2 separate regions of the Homo sapiens genome follow, and region 2 is linked to region 1. Evidence: chromatin loops called from intact Hi-C (ENCODE). Cell type or tissue: mammary epithelial cell. All regions are shown on one strand. Links, peaks and the distances in the headings refer to the core of each region. The heading gives the core; the rest is flanking DNA.

The links. Hi-C counts contacts between places; a loop is a spot of excess contacts. Peaks named below come from ENCODE experiments on the same cell type or tissue, not always from the same donor. Only the 100,000 strongest peaks of a DNase experiment are listed, where the experiment ranks them.
Region 2: it touches region 1 in a loop (2.8-fold over the local background); 19 of 110 quality-filtered maps call a loop at or near these places.

Annotation. Positions count from the first base shown.
Region 1 is chr19:2,537,663-2,547,853 of GRCh38, forward strand. The region is part of intron 3 of GNG7 (G protein subunit gamma 7); the gene reads right to left. It also overlaps the pseudogene ELOCP28. Among named protein-coding and RNA genes, the nearest start is that of GADD45B, 67 kb to the left of the region's middle. RefSeq lists enhancers at 3,087-3,906, 3,907-4,726, 5,547-6,366, 6,001-6,060, 6,367-7,186 and 5 more and a silencer at 6,551-6,640. In mammary epithelial cell, for the core only: CTCF peaks have their summits at 3,288 and 6,056; DNase peaks (open chromatin) are centred at 3,299 and 6,079; H3K4me3 peaks cover 438 bases; H3K27ac peaks cover 2,552 bases.
Region 2 is chr19:2,618,360-2,628,550 of GRCh38, forward strand. The region is part of intron 2 of GNG7 (G protein subunit gamma 7); the gene reads right to left. Among named protein-coding and RNA genes, the nearest start is that of MIR7850, 7.3 kb to the right of the region's middle. RefSeq lists enhancers at 812-1,106, 2,439-2,738, 3,618-3,817, 6,562-6,811, 8,622-9,821. In mammary epithelial cell, for the core only: a CTCF peak has its summit at 6,353; DNase peaks (open chromatin) are centred at 2,592 and 9,292; H3K27ac peaks cover 2,117 bases.

The sequences.
Region 1 (10,191 bases), core at 1,316-9,315:
GGCCCTGGAGTGGGGGTTGTGGTGAAGCTGGAGGCGGGAAACTGGCCCTGGAGTGGGGGTTGTGGTGTTAGGCTGGGACCCGGTTACAGTGACTGCAGGGCTGACAAGAAATTATGAAAGGTCTTGAGGGAAGCGACACAGAATTTCAAAAGAACATAATGAATGCACTTTGGGAGGCCGAGGCAGGCAGATCACTTGCGGTCAGGAGTTCCAGACCAGCCTGGCCAACACGGTGAAACCCCATCTCTACCAAAAAATACAAACATCAGCCGGATGTGGTGGTGCATGCCTGTAGTCCCAGCTACTCAGGAGGCTGAGGTGGGAGAATTGCTTGAACCTGGAAGGCGGAGGCTGTAGTGAGCTATGATTGCGCCACTGCCCTCCAGCCTGGACAACAGAGCAAGACTCTCTCTCAAACAAAACAAAACAAAACAAAACAAAACAACAATGAATGGAGAGGAGAAAAGCTGCAGTGGCTACGGAGGCCCTGATGCCATGGATGGTAAACTGGTATCTTCTGACGATGATGACTTTATTGTAAAAAGAGAACATACACGAGCATCAGGAATAAGGAAAGCCGTGCTGAGTGGCCCAGGTCAGTCTGCTGAGAATGAAACCGACCAGGTCAATTTTAGAGAGATCCCTCCACGATGCTATCCAAAGCATGCGTCAGGCCATCAGCAGTGGTGGTGACTCATGCCTGTGATCCTACCACTTTGGGAGGCCAAGGCTGGAGGATCATTTGAGGCCAGGAGTTTGAGACCAGCCTGGGCAACATAGTGAGACCCCCGTCTCTGCAAAAAAAAAAAAAAAAAAAAATTAGCCTGGCATGGTGGTGCACACCTGTAGTTCCAGCTACCCGGGAGGCTGAGGCAGGAAGACTGCTTGAGCCCAGGAGTTGGAAGCTGAAGTGAGCTATGATTGCACCGCTGCACTCCAGCCTGGGCAACAGAGCAAGACCCTGTCTTTAAAAAAACACAATAGAAAGGCATGCATATATTTTACTTACAAGGTTCACTACTCTAACAGCTCCACTGAGATTCCTGAATTCCTCACTGCATTGGAAGTGCTGATGGCTTCAGACTTCCTAGATATATATATTTTTCTTTTTTTTCTTTTTTTTTGAGACGGAGTCTCACTCTGTCTCCCAGGCTGGAGTGCAGTGGCGCAATCTCAGCTCACTGCAAACTCTGCGTCCTGGGTTCAAGCCATTCTCCTGCCTCAACCTCCCGAGTAGCTGGGATTACAGGCGCCCGCCACCATGCCCGGCTAATTTTTTTTTGTATTTTTAGTAGAGACAGGGTTTCACCGTGTTAGCCAGGATGGTCTCGATCTCCTGACCTCATGATCTGCCCACCTCGGCCTCCCAAAGTGCTGGGATTACAGGCGTGAGCCACGGCACCCAGCCCTAGATTGTTAAATAAATTATAATAAACTGTTAACTAATTTAGGTATTTAATACTTGTAGTTTAGTTAGTAATTTTTCATATATTGCATGTTCCTGTAAACAAATGAACTATAAACTGCGTTGCAAAGCAGATTATCTTCTGTTTTTTCCTTGCATAGTAATCAGAATTGAAATTTGTTTGTGACGACAATAAATTAAGGATATTTTCACAAACTGAGAAATAAACATATATACCAACTTTTTTTTTTTTTTTGGATGGTGTTTCCCTCTTGTCACCCAGGCTGGAGTACAAAGGCGTGATCTCGGCTCACTGCAACCTTTGCTTCCTGATTCAAGCGATTCTCCTGCCTCAGCCTCCCGAGCAGCTGGGATTACAGGTGTCCGCCACCACGCCTGGCTAATTTTTGTATTTTTAGTAGAGACGGGGTTTCACCATGTTGGCCAGGCTGGTCTCGAACTCCTGAACTCAGGTGATCTGCCCGCCTCGGCCTCCCAAAGCGCTGGGATTACAGGCGGGAGACACTGCGCCCGGCCATAAGCTCAATTTTAGACACATACGATATCCAATGGGGGATGGACACACACCTGACACGGTCCCAGTGGAGCCCTGAATGGACCTCTGTGCTGGAGGCTGGGTGTCGTCCCTCCCCCAGCTGCCCTGTCTCATTGGCCAAAGGGTTTAGGGAGAACAACCTAGAGGCCTTGCTCATCCAGTGGCCTAAAGTTCTGCATTCTAAATACACACCATCGCAGGAACTCACACCTCTCCTTTCTCCTTCCTGCCTCCCTCCCTTCTTCTTTCTCTCTCCCTCTCCTTCCTTCCTTCCTCCTTCCCTCCCTCCCTCTTTCTCTTTCTTTCTTCTCTCTCCCTCTCCTTCCTGCCTTCCTTCCTTCCTCCCTCCCTCCTTCTCTCTCTCTTTCCTTCCTTTTTTCTTTCTTCTTTCTTTCTCTTTCTCTCTGGCTCTCCCTCCCTCCCTCCCTCCCTTCCTTCCCTCCTCCCTCCCTCTCTCTCTCTCTCTGTTTCTTTCTCAATTTCTTTCTTTTCTTTTCTCCTTCCTTCCTTCCGTCTCTCTCTCTCTTTCTTTCTTTTTCTTCTCTGAGAAGGGGTCTTACTCTGTTGCCCAGGCTAGAGTACAGTAGTGTGATCCCACCTCACTGAAAACTTGAACTCCTGGGCCTAAGCCGTTCTCCTGCCCCAGCCTCCCAAGTAGCTGGGACCACAGGCACACACCACCATGCCCCCCTAATTTTTTAATTTTTTGTAGAGATGGGGGTCTCACTATGTTGTCCAGGCTGGTTTTGATCTCCTGGCCTCCGGTGATCCTCCTGCCTCAGCCTCCCAAAGTGCTGGGATTACAGACGGAGCCTCCACACTCGGCCTGTGCTCTAAGACTGATTCTTGCCGGGACCCTTAGCCCGACGGCGTGCCCAGCCTGTGCAGAGGGTGGGTGCGTGGGCCCCTGCTCGGGGGTGGGTGGGCTGAATCCAGGTGTCCTGGGCTGTAAAGCCAAGAAGCAGACAGCAGGCCTGGGGTGGTTGGAGATTTTGCGGGGACCCTGGGGGCGCTGAGGCTGGAGCATCCCGAGAAGTCCAAACCTGCCTGGCCTGTCTCTGCCGAGCAGACAGCGAGGCCCGCCGGGCAGCGGGACAGACTGGCTTCCCTCCTCCCGGGGAGACCTGCCGGAGCAAACCCAGCTCCTTTTTTAGGTCTGTGATGCCACGGCCACTCTTGGAGGTGTTTTCCAGCTGCACAGGAAGCCGTGACAGCGAGACCCAGAGAGGCTGGCGGTGGCTCTGAATTCCAAGCATAGTTCTCATAGTTGGGAAAGTGCCACTCCCGGCTCGATAAACCGACCAGGAGCCGCCGCCGCCAGGGCCATCTTCTCACCAGCAGGGAGAGAGCATGCAGCCGGTGGAGGCTTCTGAGAGCTGGCCGGGGCGGCCTGCGTAAAAGGACAGGAATGTCAAGAATGCACCCGGCCTGGCAGAGACAGGGACTTTACCGAGCGGCTCCTGGGCCTGGCGGCCAGAGAGGCGAGGGAGCGGGAGCTACCGAGGGTTCCTCCATCGGCAGGGAAGGTCCTGAGTCCCCCAGACCCTGTTAAAAGAGGCTGATCAGGTTGGGTGCGGTGGCTCGTGCCTGTAATCCCAGCACTTTGGGAGGCTGAGTCAGGAGAATTGCTTGAGGCCAGGAGTTCAAAGCCAGCCTGGGGCAACACAGTGAGACCCTGTCTCTAAAATAAAAAAATAAAAATAAATGTTCTTGGGGAAGCGAAGCCGAATTTCAGGAGAACATAATGAGGGTGCAGTGAGCTGGGATGGCACCACTGCACTCCAGCCTGGGCAATACAGCGAGACCCTGCCTCTAAGTAAAAAAATCAAGGCCGGGGGCAGTGGCTCACGCCTGTAATCCCAGCAGGTTGGGAGGCCGAGGTGGGTGGATCACGAGGTCAGGAGTTCGAGACCAGCCTGGCCAAGATGGTGAAACCCCGTCTCTACTAAAAATACAAAAAACAAAAAAATTAGCCTGGCATGGTGGTGGGCACCTGTAATCCCAGCTACTCAGGAGGCTGAGGCAGGAGAATCGCTTGAACCTGGGAGGCGGAGGTTGCAGTGAGCCGAGATCACGCCACTGCACTCTAGCCTGGGCGACACAGCAAGACTCCATCAAAAAAAAAAAAAAAAATTAAAAGGTAAGCTGGGTGTGGTCGCACAAGCCTGTAGTCTCAGCTACTCCGGGAGGCTGAGGCGGGAGGATGGCTTGAGGCCAGGAGTTTGAGGTTGCAGTGAGCTAGGGTTTCACCATTGCACTCCAGACTGGGGGACAAAGTGAGACTCTGTCTCAAGAAAATAAAAATAAAATAAGAAAGGCTGATCAGGGCCGAGGGCTGAGATGGGAAGAAATGGTGCTTCTGTACCCAGTGCTGCTGGGCCTCCTGTCTGGGGCTGGCTGCAGGGCGGCCCTTCCAAAGAGCTCCCTGTGGCAGGTGCACAGTCGGGCCTTGGCTAGGCTCATGGGAGGCAGCGCTGTGTGTTCTTTTTTTTTTTTTTTTTTTTTTTTTGAGATGGAGTCTTGCTCTGTCACCCAGGCTGGAGTGCAATGGCGTGATCTCGGCTCACCGCAACCTCCGCCTCCCAGGTTCAAGTGATTCTCCTGCCTCAGCCTCCCGAGTAACTGCGATTACAGGCGCTCACAACCACATCCAGCTAACTTTTGTATTTTTTAGTCGAGACGGGGTTTCACCATGTTGCCCAGGCTGGTCTTGAACTCCTGGCCTCAAGCAATCCACCCACCGCGGCCTCCCAAAGTGCTGGGATTACAGGTGCGAGTCACCGCGCCTGGCCTGGGGTGGGTTTTTTCATTTGTGCACTGAATGTTTATTACTGACAGCCAGCAAGGAAAGGGGGACTGCGCCCTACGACTGCAAGGAAGTGAATTCAGGAAGAACCTGAATGAGCTGGGGACGACAACTGGAAGCTTCGCGTCAGACAGCAGGCGGCTCACGTTTCAGTTTCAGCCTGGGAGACCCTGGGCAGAGGACGTCATTGCACCATGACCTCCAGAACTGTAAGCTCAGGCAGGCGTGTTGCTCTAAGCCACCACATATGCAGTAGTTTCTTATGCAGTGTAAGGAGCTGATACGCAAGGCCAGGATGGGACTGGTTGGGGTCTCCAGGCTGGAGGGCCCCCCGGTGAGCAGGCATGGGGTCCCACAGCCCAGGACAGCTTCAGCTCTTATTTGCCATCTGCTGCTGCTAGGTGTTAGACGCTGGACTGAGCATGCTGCACACATCATCTCTGCTGTTTTCCTTTTTTTTTTTTTTTTTTGGTGGTTTTTGTTTTGTTTTGTTTTGTTTTTGAGGCAGAGTCTCGCTCTGTCACCCAGGCTGGAGTGCAATGACGCCATCTCGGCTCCCTGCAACCTCCGCCTCCCAGGTTCAAGTGATTCTCCTGCCTCAGTCTCCCGAGTAGCTGGGATTACAGGCATCCACCACCACACCAGGCTTATTTTTTATTTTTATTTTTTTGTAGAGACAGGGTTTCACCATGTTGGCCAGGCTGGTCTCAAACTCCTGATCTCAAGTGATCCACCTGCCTTGGCCTCCCAAAGTCCTGGGATTCCATGTATGAGACGCCGTGCCTGGCCTCCTTTTTTTTTTTTTTTTTGACACAGGGTCTTGCTCTGTCACCCAGGCTGGAGTGCAGTGGTGCAATCACAGCTCACTGCAGCCTTGACCTCCTGGCCTCCAGAGATCCTCCCACCTCAGCCTTCTGAGTAGCTGGGACTACAGGTGTGCACCACCATGCCCGGCTAATTTTTAATATTTTTTCTTTTAGAGCTGGGGCCTCACCGTATTGCTCAGGCCAGTCTCAAACTCCTGGGCTCAAGCAATCCCTCTGCTTCGGCCTCCCAAAGTGCTAGGATCCCGGGCATGAACCCCCGCTCCCGGCCTGCAATTTTTCTTTTCACAGCCCTGAGATGAGGGTGCAGCATTAAAACCCGTGCAGAGGGTGGCTGCTTCTCCATGAGCCGAGCAAACCGTCCTCCCATGGCTGCTTCCTGTAAACCGGCTCCTAAGGCCAGCGGGCGTTTGCTCTCCTGACGGCACAGGAAGTCAGGCTCAGCGAATTCCAGCTCAGAGCGGGCTCTGGCGGCTTCCAGGCAGCTCCACAATGAGGCGGCTGCGCTTTTCCAGTCTGCTCATCAAAGCAGAGCCAGCCTTGTGTGGCGCGGCGTGCCGGGGTGAGTCAGCCCCGGGGGAAGGTGGCCTTGAAGGCGGGAGGGGCGGCCGGCCTGCAGCAGCAACGTGAGAACAGAAGCAACCTTCATCTGGCTCTAAAACTTCCAGAACCAGTAGCTTTATAGCTCGCAGAGCTCCTGGACTCTTTCCTCCTGGGGGTCTGGCAATCCCCCACCTCTCACCCCTCCAAACCTCTGCCTGCCTCGAAAAAGGAAAGAAAAATAAACCCCAAGCAACAAAACCAGCAACCAGATTTGGCAGGAGGGGAGACAATGCTTGGAGTGGAAACGTCAGCCCTTCCCCGTGGAGGGATGACTGCTTCTGAGAACACAGTGTTCAGAGACAAGAGAGACAGGGTGTTATGTTTAGAGAGGAAAAGATCCAAACCCAAACAAAATGGAACAGTAGTTTGGGAGAGAAGAGAAGGCTCCGAGGCACTGTGAGGAACAAGTCGCCTTCGTACAGTGGCTGGGGCAGCTGGGTTTGCAGAGAGCTGTGTCCCTGGGCACCTGCGTCAATGTGCACATCTGCACGCCTGCTGTGGGCACGAGGGCCTCAGCCATGAGCACCCCCGGGAGCCATGAGGACCTCAGTGCATCTCACAGAAGCCCCTGAGGACAGTGTGCAGTGGCGCGATCTCGGCTCACTGCAACCTCCGCCTCCCGGGTTCAGGAGATTCTCCTGCCTCAGCCTCCTGAGTAGCTGGGGTTATAGGCGCCCCCCACCCCCACCACGCCCAGCTAATTTTTGCATTTTTAGTAGAGATGGGGTTTCACCATGTTGGCCAGGTTGGTCTCAAACTCCTGACCTCAGGTGATCTGCCCACCTTGGCCTCTCAAAGTGCTGGGATTTTAGGCATGAGCCACCGTGCTGGGCCAACAGTGGCTCTTAATTGGGGGGGTGGGTGATTCAGCCCCGCCAGGAAACCCTGGGCGATGCCTGAGACATCTGTGGTTGTCGGGGTTGGGGGAGCTCCTGGCATGGAGTGGGTGGAGGCCAGGGGCGCTGCTCAGCAACCGTAAGTGCCCAGCACAGCCTCACCCCAGAGAAGGATCTTACCCCACTGTCCACAGTGCTGAGGGAGAAGACCCTGAGTTAATTATTTGGGGAAAATGGGGTTCAATCCCTACCCACACTAGAATAAGCTCCCAACGGGATGGATGGTGTGAACCAGGGGGACCCCCAACTCCTGGGATTCACCTCCTCTCTCCCTCCCAGCTCGGTGTGGATTTCATTGTGTGCAGCCTCCTGGGACCTCAGCACAGCAGAGGATCATGGGACGCAGAGTCTCTTGGGGGTCCGTGGAATCCCCTATCCCTGGGGGTTTCACCTAGAGGTAATTCCGTCCCCCAGGGGACCCTGGGCGCTGTCTGGCGACATCTGTGGTTGTCGTAACTGGGGGGTGCTCCTGGCATGGAGTGGGTGGAGGCCAGGGATACTGCTCAGCACCCTGCAGTGCCCAGGACAGGCCCACCTCAGAGAACAATCTGGCCGCCATGTCTACAGTGCCTAGGGGACCCTGGTTTAGACTCTGCAGAAAGGTGCACACATAGGCCGGGCACGGTGGCTTATGCCTGTATTTCCAGCACTTTGGGAGACCGAGGCGGGCGGATCACTTGACGTCAGGGGTTCGAGACCAGCCTGGTCAACATAGTGAAACCCCATCTCTACTAAAAAAAAAATCAAAATTAGCTGGGCATGGTAGCGCATGCCTGTAATCCCAGCTACTCAGGAGGCTGAGGCAGGAGAATTGCCTGAACCTGGGAGGCAGAGGTTGCAGTGAGCCAAGATTGCGCCACTATACTCCAGCCTAAGCAACAAGAGCGAAACTGTCTTAAAAAAAAAAAAAAAAAAAAAAGGCCAGGTGCAGTGGCTCATGCCTGTAATACCAGCACTTTGGGAGGCTGAGGTGGGTGGATCACCTGAGATCAGGAGTTTGAGACCAGCCTGGCCAACACGGTGAAACCCCCTCTCTACTAAAAATACAAAAAAATTAGCCGTGAGTGGTGGTGGGCACCTGTAATGCCACTACTCAGGAGTCTGAGGCAGGAGAATTGCTTGAACCCGGGAGGTAAAGGTTGCGGTGAGCCAAAATCGCGCCACTGCACTCCAGCCTGGGCAACGGAGCGAGACTCTGCCTCAAAAACAAAACAAAACAAAACAAAACAAACAAACGAAAAAGAAAGGTGCACACAGCTTCCAGAGCGGACACAGGGCATCAGGGTGAGAAGGCACAGGGCAACGATCAGGCGTTGATGTGTCCCCTGGCAGCTGGGATGCAGGCCCCCCACGGCCTGCCATGTTCTCACCAGGACGCCAAAGAGGGGACCCACGCAGAGCCCGGGGAGCCCGACTGAAATGGAAACTTCAATACAAGAGACAGGTCTGAGACTGGCCACACCTGCTGCCCGCTCCACAGAACCCCAGGGCCCCCTCAGCAACCAGGGTCTGCATGCAGAGACCCTGCACCCAGCGTGGGCACCCACCCTGCACCTGCAGCCTCTCCAGGGCCAGGTCGCCCAGCAGGGCCTGGGAGGGCGGCTGTGTGTGGGGCCTTCCGTGCCAGCTCTGACCGTTGGTGGCTCTGTGACCTCAAGGCAGGGCCGTGGGGCCCAGGGCTGCGGGCGGGAGGGCCTCTGCCACATGGAAGGGAGGGCCGCACTGGCTGGAAAATAGTGCCTTGTGACTGTCCCTGTCAGTGTGGGCCCTTTGCTCTCAGGCTAAATCGGTCCCCGGGGCAGCTATATTTAGAAGGGGCTAAAGAGAGGGAATGAATGAGGTGCCCACGAGAAAGTGAAAAATAGACCAGCGGGGCAGGTCCCGCCGCTGCCTTCAGCCGGAGCTTGGAGCCTAAGAATGAGCCGGCTTGTTCAGACAAAGAGGCCGCGACGACAGAGGGTGACGCGCCGCCAGTGTGGGTTTGGTCGCCGCGGTGACGGGAGCAGGAGAAAAGAAAAGCTGCTCTCTGTCCACCCGGCGGTGGGGTCGGCGGGGGCGGGGGATGACCACGGTCATGTGAGAGTTTGCAAGCCCGGGAACCGGGGCCGGGCCAGGACACTGAACCCCGTGGCTCCTGTCACTCCAGTTCTGGGCTTCCCGGCTGAGGAAATGCTGTCACCCTGGCCCCGGGCCAGGGCAAGGGGCAGCGCCGGCCTCGTGACGGTGGTGCTCGGGAGCTGAAGGGCAGGAGGGTTAGGAAGAGAACAGAGGGCAGTACCGGGCCTTCCCACCTCAGCACAGGTGGGTCTTTCTCCACGCATGCCCCCCCCCCAGAAAACTCCTACACATCCTGCAAAGCCCCACCGATGTCATCCCCTCTGAGAAGCCCCTGATTGCAACCATCTATGCACAGCCAGGCTGCACTAAAACCCCTTCTCCGCACACTGGCAGCTCCCTGGACGTTCGTTGTGTCCTGTGACATTGTGGCTGCTGCACACGACCCATGTTTCTCATCTCACAGCTCTGGGCTCAGAGTCCAACATGGGCCTCACTGGTTTAAAATCAAGGCACAGGCAGGGCTGGTCCCTCCTGGAGGCTCCAGGGGAGAATCTCTTTCCCGCCTTTCGCCTAGAGGTGCCCGTATCCCTCGGCTCGGGACCCTTCCTCCCCCTTCACAGACACAGCACAGCCTCTTCAGTCTCTCTCTGACTCTCACCCTCCTGCCTCCTCTCGTGAGGATCCTGTGAGGTCACTGCGCCCCCCCACCCCGGATCATCCACGGTGGTGCTCTCATGACTCAGGTGGTCCTTCACTCAATCCCACCTGCAGAGTCCCTTTTTCCATGTGTGGTGACACAGCCACAGCTCCCAGGGATTAGGACATGGATGTCTTTGAGGCCTTTGTTCTGCCAACCCCAGCACATCCCAGACACTGGGTACCAAAGATGCCACTTGGATGGAAGGGGCTGGAGGCCATGGTGCAGGGAGTTCACAAAGGGTGTTACTTCCTGGAACCCACTCTGTTCCCAGGGCCGATCTCCTTCCCAGGACAGAGGCTCCCAGGCCCAGGCAGCCCTCGGATGTGAAGTGCCTGCCCCACCT
Region 2 (10,191 bases), core at 1,377-9,376, 81 kb after region 1:
TGTGTGTGTGTGTGTATCTCACTCTGTTGCCCAGGCTGGAGTGCAGTGGTGCAACCTCAGCTCACTGCAACCTGCACCTCCCCTGTTCAAGCGATTCTCCTGCCTCAGCCTCCCAAGTAGCTGGGATTACAGGCACGTGCCACCACACCCACCTAATTTTTGTATTTTCAGTGGAGACGGGGTTTCGCCATGTTGTCCAGGCTGGTCTCGAACTCCTGACCTCAAATGATCCACCCGCCTCGGCCTCCCAAAGTGCTGGGATTACAGACGTGAGCCACCGTGCCCAGCCTGTTCTATTTTTTTTTTAATAAACAATTTTATTTGGAGTAATTTTAGATTTACAGGAAAGTTGCAAAGAGAGAGTCCCCGCCCACGCCTCACCAGCTTCCTCTTCAGGGGCCACCCTGTGTAACCACAGGGCATTGCTCACAGCTGGGGAACGCTGGCACCTTCCTAGTAACCAAATGCCACAGCGATTCAGCTTCCCTCAGTTTTCCCCTCACGACCTTTCCTGCCCCATTGTGACCCCATCCAGGAGCCCATGTGGCATCTGACCGTCCCATCTCCGTGGGTTCCTCTGGGCTCTCAGTTTCTTGGTCTTTCTTTGGTATTTCCATGAACTTTTTTGTTTGTCTCTTTAAGAAAACGGTTACTATCCATGAAAAACAAACAAACAAAAAATGTCATTCTGGCTACCCTGAGAGCTTATAATTGCTATTTTAAAATGAATGAATACCTATTTGATTGACATTTTCTCAGTTTTGATTTCAAATTCAACAAATATCCGTAAGTAGAAGGCATATAAACAAAAGCTCCTTGGAATAATCGTCAGGACCAGAGAGTTTGAGAACCTTTGTCCTAAGCCAGGGGTTAGCTAACTACGGCCCCTGGACCACATCTAGCTGACTGTGTGTTTTTGTAAATAAAGTTTTATTGGCACACGGCCACACCCACTTGTTGACATATTGCTTGTGGTGGCTTTCCCGCTACAATGGCAGGCAGAGACTGTCCAGCCTGCAAAGGCTAAAACATTTGCCATCTGGATCTCTGCAGAAAAGTTTGCTACCCCAGGCCTCGCACATAGTAAGTTCATAGCAAGTATTTGTTTATAGTAAGGCTGAGCCCTAATCAGGGTGAAGGGCAAGGTCAGACATCGGAGGACCACTGAAATGTCCATTCTGTCCCACCTGGTACAGCAAACGCCACCATGGAGCAGGACTCAGCCATGAAAAGGAACAAGGCTCTGATGCCGGCCACAGTGTGGATGGACCTTGAGGACATCACACTCTATGAAAGGAGCCAGAGACAGAGGGCCACGCAGTGTGTGATCCCATTTCTACGAAATGTCCAGGACAGGCCCATCCATGGGGACAGGGAGGGGATGCGTGTGTGGCAGGGCTGCCGGGGGGAGATGGGGAGTGACTGCTCATGGGGGACAGGGCTTCTTTTGGGGGTGATAGGATGTTCCGGAATTAGATAAAGGAGATGGTTGCACAACTCTGTGAATGTAAAAACCGCTGAGCTGCACATTTTTAAAGGGTGAGTTTTACGCTGTGTCAGTTATATCTCAATAAAGCTAATCCTAGCATTTTGGGAGGACGAGGGGGGGGCGCGGATCACCTGAGGTCGGGAGTTCAAGACCAGCCTGACCAACATAAAGAAACCCCGTCTCTACTAAAAATACAAAATTAGCCAGGCATGGTGGTGCGCGCCTGTATTCGCAGCTACTTGGGAGGCTGAGGCAGGAGAATTGCTTGAACCCGGGAGGTAGAGGTTGCAGGTTGCAGTGAGCCGAGATCGCGCCATAGCACTCCAGCCTGGGCAACAAGAGCAAAACTCTGTCTCAAAAACAGAAAAGAAAAGAGGAGAGGGGAGGGGAGGGGAGGGGAGGGGAGGGGAGGGGAGAGGAGAGGACCCTGTAGAATGAAAGAAAGGCAGATCCCCCTGCACCCTGGCTACAGGCCGTCGTCCCGACCCCTCTCTCTGCAGGCAGGTCACTGCCCCCCTCACAAACCTCTGTCCTGATCCCCCAACCCACACACCAGAGCTGGGCCCATGCACCGGGAAACCTGCCACCCCAGGGGCCACTCCAGTCTCAGACCAACAGGATATTAAAAAAGGCGAAACCTCAGAACCGTTTCCTATCGAAACCAATTAGAAAGCTCTTGGGTATGAGTCCAATGTTTTCAAGCAACTAAAGGCAAAAGAGAAGATTTTCAACGAAACATCCCAGCTGGGGGTGAGCTTCTTAGGGTCCTGTCATCGGCCACCCTAGAGGGACCTAGGGGTGAGCTTATGCCGTCAGCACCCCCAGCCAACGTGGGTCGGCCAGTTAGCTGGGCGTGGTGTTGTGCGCCTGTAATCCCAGCTACTTGGGAGGTTGAGGCAGGAGAATTGCTTGAACCCGGGAAGTGGAGGTTGCAGTGAGCCGAAATCGTGCCATTGCACTCTGGCTCCGGGCAACAGAGCAAGACAGCTCTGTGCAGAGAACAGACTCCTGCGGTGGAAATGCTGGCTGCCTTTGAGGCTGGGTTCTGTGACCTTGGGTTTCCCAGCCTGAGCTTCCAGTTTCATTTATAAAAGGGGTGACGTGGCCGCCTTCCTGCAGGCGCTCTGAAGGTGGCAGATTACACAGAGGTGGTACGACTCATACAGGTTTCTGCAAACGGGGGCCCCATCAACAGTCACCTTTCCTTAGCACAGCGCCTTCCTCCTGGGGTGACCTCGCCCCTTCCTGCACACCCCAGGAGCTTCCTGAGACCTGAGTAAAGCTCACTTCCCTTGCAAGGGGTTTAGTGACGTCCCTTCAAAATTCTTGTCCACGGGGAACCTCGGAAAATGACTGTTACGGACTAATTGCATTTGCTTAAAACTTATGTTGAAGCTGGATGTGGTGGTCCACACCTGTGGTCCCAGCTACTCGGGAAGCTGAGGCGGGAGGATTGCTTGAGCCCTAGGATTTCAGGGCTGCAGTGAGCTATGATGCTGCCACTGCACTCCAGCCTGTGCAACACAGCAGCAAGACTCCAGACACAAAAAATTAATTAAAGAAAAATGGCTGGGCACAGTGGCTCACTCCTGTAATCCCAGCACTTTGGGAGGCCGAGGTGGGCAGATCACCTGAGATAAGGAGTTCGAGACCAGCCTGACCAACATGGACAAACCTCATCTCTACTAAAAACACAAAGTTAGCCGGGCGTGTTGGTGCGCGCCTGTAATCCCAGCTACTCGGGAGGCTGAGGCAGGAGAATTGCTTGAACCTGGGAGGCAGAGGTTGCAGTGAGCCAAGATGGCACCACTGCACTCCAGCCTGGGTGACAGAGCAAGACCTCATCTAAAACAAACAAACAAACAAACAAACAAAAACAAAGAAGGAGACACAGAGAGACAGCAGAAAACAGAAGCAGAGACTGGAGCAATTCGACGGTAAGCACAAGCCAGGTTTGCCAGAGCCCCCAGAAGCCAGAGGACGCGGAAGGATCCTCTCCTGTAGCGCCCAGGGGAGCACAGCTCTGCAGACAGCTTGGTTTAGTACTTCTGCCCTCCAGAACCGTGAGAGGACACACGTCTGCGGATTGATACTTCCGGGTCTGTGGTCACCTGTTATGGCAGCCACAAGAGGCTCGTCTGCCCCTTTTCTCTCCCCTTCCTTCATGCTGATCACCACGGAGGAGTGAGTTCGATTCCCTCTGCCTGCCCAAAACCCTCATCAACTTTTTTTTTTTTTCTCTCTCTTTTGAGACGGAGTCTTGCTCTGTCACCCAGGCTGGAGTGCAGTGGCGAGATCTCGGCTCACTGCAAGCTCTGCCTCCCGGGTTCACGCCATTCTCCTGCCTCAGCCTCCTGAGTAGCTGGGACTACAGGCGCCCGCCACCACACCCGGCTAATTTTTTGTATTTTCAGTAGAGACGGGGTTTCACCATGTTAGCCAGGATGGTCTCGATCTCCTGACCTTGTGATCCGCCTGTGTCGGCCTCCCAAAGTGCTGGGATTACAGGCATGAGCCACCGCGCCCGGCTCCTGGTGGTTTTTAAGCTTGCAAAGGGTGCGGGATAAGCCCTGCAGAAGTCAATGGTCAGTAATGAGGGCTGGGGATTCAGCCCATCTCCAGGGAAAGCCCCCGAAACTGGCAACACCAGCTGCTTCCGGGAAGGGGAACCCAATGCGAGCAACGCGGCAGAGAGGGGGCTTCCGGGAAGGGGAACCCAACGCGAGCAACGCGGCAGAGAGGGGGGCTTCCGGGAAGGGGAACCCAACGCGAGCAACGCGGCAGAGAGGGGGGCTTCCGGGAAGGGGAACCCAACGCGAGCAACGCGGCAGATAGGGGGCTTCCGGGAAGGGGAACCCAATGCGAGCAACGCGGCAGAGAGGGAGGCTTCCGGGATGGGGAACCCAATGCGAGCAACGCGGCAGAGAGGGAGGCTTCCGGGATGGGGAACCCAATGCGAGCAACGCGGCAGAGAGGGGGCTTCCGGGAAAGGGAGCTCAATGCGAGAGCAACGTGGCAGAGAGGAGGGCTTTGTTTTCACTTTCACCGTGTATCATTTATACCACTAGAGCTCTGACACCCCGGGCACGGCCACTGATAGAAAACATTGGTCCTTCTTCCTGGGGGTGTGTGGCCAAGTGAGGGTGGGTGAGGGAGAAGCCACTTTCCGGCTAAGGTCCTCAACACCCAGGCTCAGTCTGAGCTCTTCTGTGTCCCAGGAGGCAAAAAGGTGACCACAGGTTGGGCTGTAGTATCAAACCCAGAACAAACGGGGTGTTCCAAGCCTGGGCAACATAGCCAGACCCCATCTCTACAAAAAAATAATTAGCCAGGCGTGGTGGTGCACCTGTAGTCCCAGCTACTTTGGAGGCTGAGATGGGAGGATCGCTTGAGCATGGGCATTTGAGGCTGCAGTGAGCTGTGATCGTGCCACTGCACTCCAGCCTGGGCAACAGAGCAAGACCAGGTCTCAAGAAAACAAATAAACAAGGTGTTCCTTACCCAAAGGAATTGCAAGGAGGGGCTCGGACAGATACTTGTACTGTTCACTCATGTTCACAGCACCCAAAAGGTGGAAGCAATCAATCCAAGCGTCCATCAACAGATGGACAGATAAACAGCATGGTGCATCTGTATGATGGAATATTACTCAGCCATGAAAAGGAAGGGAATCCCAACACAGGCTGCAACACGGATGCACCTTGAGGACGTCACGCTCAGTGAGAGAACCCAGACACAAAAAACCAAATTGGCCAGGTGTGGTGGCTCACGCCTTTAATCCCAGCACTTTGGGAGGCCAAGGCAGGTGGATCACTTGAGGTCAGGAGTTGGAGACCAGCCTGGGCAATGTGGTGAAACCCCATCTCTACTAAAAATACAAAAATTAGCCGGGCATAGTGGCAGGTGCCTGTAATTCCAGCTACTCAGGAGGCTGAAGCAGGAGAATTGCTTGAATCTGGGAGGCGGAGGTTGCAGTGAGCCGAGGTCGCACCGCTGCACTCCAGCCTGGGCCACAGAGCGAGACTGCATCTAAAAGAAAAGGACAAATCTTGTGTGACTGCACGCCTAGGAGGTCCCTAGAGCCGTCAGATTCACAGAGACAGTCCATCTGTTGATGGACGCTTGAGTTGCTTCCACCTTTTGGCTGCTGTGAACATGAGCGAACAGTACAAGGGAAGCAGGATGGGGGGTGCCAAGGGCTGGGAAGGGGACGGGGAGCAAGTGTTTCACGGGGACAGAGATTCAGTCTGGGAAGATGGAAAGTTCTGGAGATGACGGTGGTGATGGGTGCAGCACCATGCAAATGTGCTTAATGCCACTGAACTGAGCCCTTAGAAATGGCTAAGATGGTAAATACTATGTTTCATATATTTTACCACAATTAAAAAAAGAAAGAAAGGGCCGGGCGCGGTGGCTCACGCCTGTAATCCCAGCACTTTGGGAGGCCGAGGTGGAAGGATCACGAGGTCAGGAGATCGAGACCATCCTGGCTAACATGGTGAAACCCCGTCTCCAATAAAAATACAAAAAAAATTAGCCGGGCGTGGTGGTGGGCGCCTGTAGTCCCAGCTACTCCGGAGGCTGAGGCAGGAGAATGGCGAGAACCCGGGAGGCGGAGCTTGCAGTGAGCCGAGATTGTGCCACTTAACTCCAGCCTGGGAGACAGCGAGACTCCGTCTCAAAAAAAAAAAAAAAAAAGAAAAAGAAAAAAAGAAAAGAAAGAAAGAAAGGTGCTCCAGTGGCTCTCAGGCAGAGCTCCACCTCTGTCTGGTTGCCGGTGGTGCCACAGCACAGCAGGCCTCTCGTCTCCGGAGCAGTGACTGTGACCTGTTGCCAGCCCTGGCGGCTATTCCTAGCAGCTCCTGACCTGCAGGAGGCTGAGCCCAGCAGTGCCTTCTGGGAAGGAGGGAAGGAGGGAGGCTTTCTGGTAATTACCCCCAGGCAGAGGGCAGGCGGGCACAGGGGCCCGAGCCCCTCCAGCCCATCCCACAGGCTCCAGGGTGTTTACTGAGCTTGCAGAATTCCACGCTGTGGGCTGGGCCACTCCTGCCCTGAGACAGGAAGACAAGGTCAGCTCAGGGCACAGAAGCCATCTCCTGGCTGTCACCTTTCCTTGTGGGTGCAGAGCCGGACCCCAGGCAGGGGTGGACGCCTGTGGTTTACCTCCCTGGGGGCTCGGGCCCTGTGCCGAGGGTGCATGTGTTGTCCCCTGGGGCCTCTAGACCTCTTCCTTTCTTTTGAGACAAGATCTTGCTCTGTCGCCAGGCTGGAGTGCAGTGGTGCGATCTCAGCTCACTGCAACCTCCGCCTCCCGGGTTCAAGCAATCCTCCTGCCTCAGCCTCCCGAATAGCTGGGAATACAGGTGCACACCACTGCACCCGGCTAATTTTTAAAAATTTTTTTGTAGACAAGGGGGTCTCACTCTTTTACTGAGCCTGGTCCTGAATCCTGGCCTCAAGCAATTCTCTCACTTCAGCACCCCAAAGCACTGGGATTATAGGTGTGAGCCACTGTGCCCAGCCAGGGTTTTTATTTTTATTTTTTGCAGAAATAGAGGGGGGTCTCTGTTGCCCAGGCTGGTCTCAAACTCCCGGCCTCAAGCGATCTTCCCATGTCGGCCTCTGAAAGTGCTGGGATTACAGGCGTGAGCCACTGCTCCCAGATTAGCCAGACTTCTCTCTTCTCCTCGGTCACGGGGATCAGGAAGCAGAGAACCAAGGTTCTGCCACCAACTTGTAGAAGGGCCATGGGTCACCCATGCCCCTCCCAGTGTTTCCATGGTTGCCAGGGAAGCCAGTGAAGGGCAGAGTCTTTGGGGAGGAGGAAGCTGGGTCAGAGAGGAGATGAGGGTGTGAGAGGGTGAGCAGGTAGCGCCCTCACCGTGCTGGGCACAAGACAAGGACTTCAGAGCTGATTATTTTGGTTTTGGGGTTTTTTGTTTGTTTTTGTTTTTGTTTTGTTTTTGAGGCGGAGTCTCACTCTGTCGCCCAGGCTGGACTGCTCACTGATGCTCACCGCAACTCCGCCTCCCGGGTTCAAGCGATTCTCCTGCCTCAGCCTCCCAAGTAGCTAGGATTACAGGCGCCCACCACCACGCCTGGCTAATTTTTGTATTTTTAGTAGAGATGGGGTTTCACTATGTTGGCCAGGCTGGTCTCGAACTCCTGACCTCAGGTGATCCACCCGCCTCGGCCTCCCAAAGTGCTGGGATGACAGGCGTGAGCCATGGCGCCCGGCCTGATTATTTCATTTACTCCCTGCAGCAACCCTGGACTGCAGGGGTGGTGATCACCCCCCATTTTACCAAACAGAAGCAGAGAGTGACCGCGGGTGCCCACCTGACCCCGTGTCTCCAGCGGGAACGTGAAGCTGATGCTGCTCCCGCCCCAGGCCTGAAGCCGGCCCCCTGCCCCAAACCAGCCTGACCAGCGGCACCGTGGAAACCCACCGGGATCTCTGCCACCCACAGGAGGCTGGGGCATCTCTCACCCCCTCTGTGCCTCAGTTTCCTAATCTGTCACACAGGGAGGCTGGACCCAAACCAATTGATTGTTGTCATGGGTGGAGCCGGAACCCGCTATGGCTCCCTCCTGCCCTCGGGATAAAATGCAGCCTCTGCCGTGCGGCCTCCTCACTCCCTCCCTCTCACCTTTTCAAGGTCCTGGAACCATCTCTGCACCTGTATCCCCCACCCCACCTGTCACCTTCAGGGCACTAGCAACACTCAACTCATGTCACTTCCTCCAGGAAGCCCTCCCTGAATTCCCGAACAAAGCTCCTGGTGTGGGCACCTGCTTTCACTCTTGGGCGGTGTTGTCTTCATCGGTTCACTCAATCAGGGTCTCAACTGGGGTAATTCTGTCCCCTCAGGGGACACTGGGCGGTGTCGGGGGACATCTGTAATTGTCATGACGGAGGGAAGTGGGACCTTCCCTGACTAATATTCCCTCACATCGGTCCATGCTCCTGGCATGGAGTGGGTGGAGGCCAGGGATGCTGCTCAGCACCCTGCAGTGCCCAGGACGGCCTCACCCCAGAGAACAGTCCAGTGTCAGTGTCCACAGTGCCCAGGGGGAGAGACCTGCTTTAATTATTTGGGAATAAACTGAGTGTCCTCCCTACTCACACCAGACACTGGAATAAACTCCAGATGGAGCAGACGGCATAAACCCGGGAGCCCCAGCTCCTGGGACTCATCTCCTCTCTCTCTTCCCACTCAGGTGTGGATTTCAATGTGTGCAGCCTCCTGGGACCTCCGCAGGGCAGAGGATCATGGGATGCAGAATCTCTTGGGGTCTGTGGAATCTTCTATCCCAGAGGGTCTCAACCAAGGTGTTTCTGTCCCAGGGGACGCTGGGTGATGTCTGGGGATATTTGTGGTTGTCATGACTGGGGGTGCTCCTGGCATGGAGTTGGTGGAGGCCAGGGACACTGTCAGCACCCTGCAGTGCCCAGGATGACCCACCCCAGAGAACGATCCACCTCACATGTTAAATGGCGGTAAGGGGGTGAACCCACCCCCTGCATGGCTCCAGGGGCACCCAGAGTGGGGCCCCAGCCCTGTGGCCGCCTCTCCTCCCACTTCCTCCGGGCGCCTGTCCTCTGCACCTGCATCCTCTGGCCCTGGCTCCCTTCAGAGCTGGTCACAGCTGGCAGCCCGCGTGCTGTAAACACCCACCCAGGCGTGCCAGCCAGACCTGGCTTTCTGTCACTCCCGGCTGATTCTGAATTCCCAGTCTCACATGGGCCAGAGGGTGACTGGCTCGAGACTTGCCTCTCATTACGAGCAAAGCTCTGATTCAGCCGGAATATTAGTCAGGGTACAGCATGTCACATTCCAGGAGGCTGATCAGCTCCGACCTCAACACCGGCAGCTGACTCAGCCCGGGGAGTTGCATGTGCTGACTACTCCTTCTGAGCCTCACAGTTATGTTCTCGAGATTTCACTCAGTGTCCTATGGTGTCACTGGTCCTGGTCGCAGACACAGACTCACCTGTGTGCAGGAGGTCAGGTGAGGATCGGTCCCAGCACCTTCATTCTTTGTTTCTTTCACTCACTCAGTAAACATCTGGTGAAGACTTGGACCAGATCCCTGATCTTAATGAAGGAGGTGACGGTCCGGCCCAGGTGACAGGCACAGTTAATGTGATGATCACAACACAGTTGCCATGTGACCCTGGGCACGTCAGCCCCTCTCAGCTACTGTTTTCTCCTATGTGAAGTGGAGATCATTATCTCAATCTCAACATGGCAAACAACACGGCAAGTGTATGAGTCAGCTACTGCTGAGTAACAACAGCGGCAACAAAGACACCATTTGCCATCTCACAACTTCTGTGTGTCAAGAGTCTGGCTTAACTGGGTCCCCCGCTCAGAGTCTTATAAGCCTAAAATCAAGGTATGGGCTGGGCCGAGTTGTCATCTGGAATTTGGGGTCCTCTTCTGAGCTAGTTTGGTTATCGGCAGAATTCATTTCCTTGCAGCTCTAGGAATGAGGTCCCTGTTTACCTACTGGCTGTTGGATGTGAGTGCTCTGAGCCCCTAGAGGCTACTCTCAGGTGTCTGCCACATGGACCCTCCACAGGCAGCTCACGACATAGCTGTTTGCTTTCTTTAAGGCAAGAAACCCCTTCCCTTTCTCTCTTTCTTTCAACTGTGGTGTGTGTGTGTGTGTGTATATATATATATAACATAAGACGG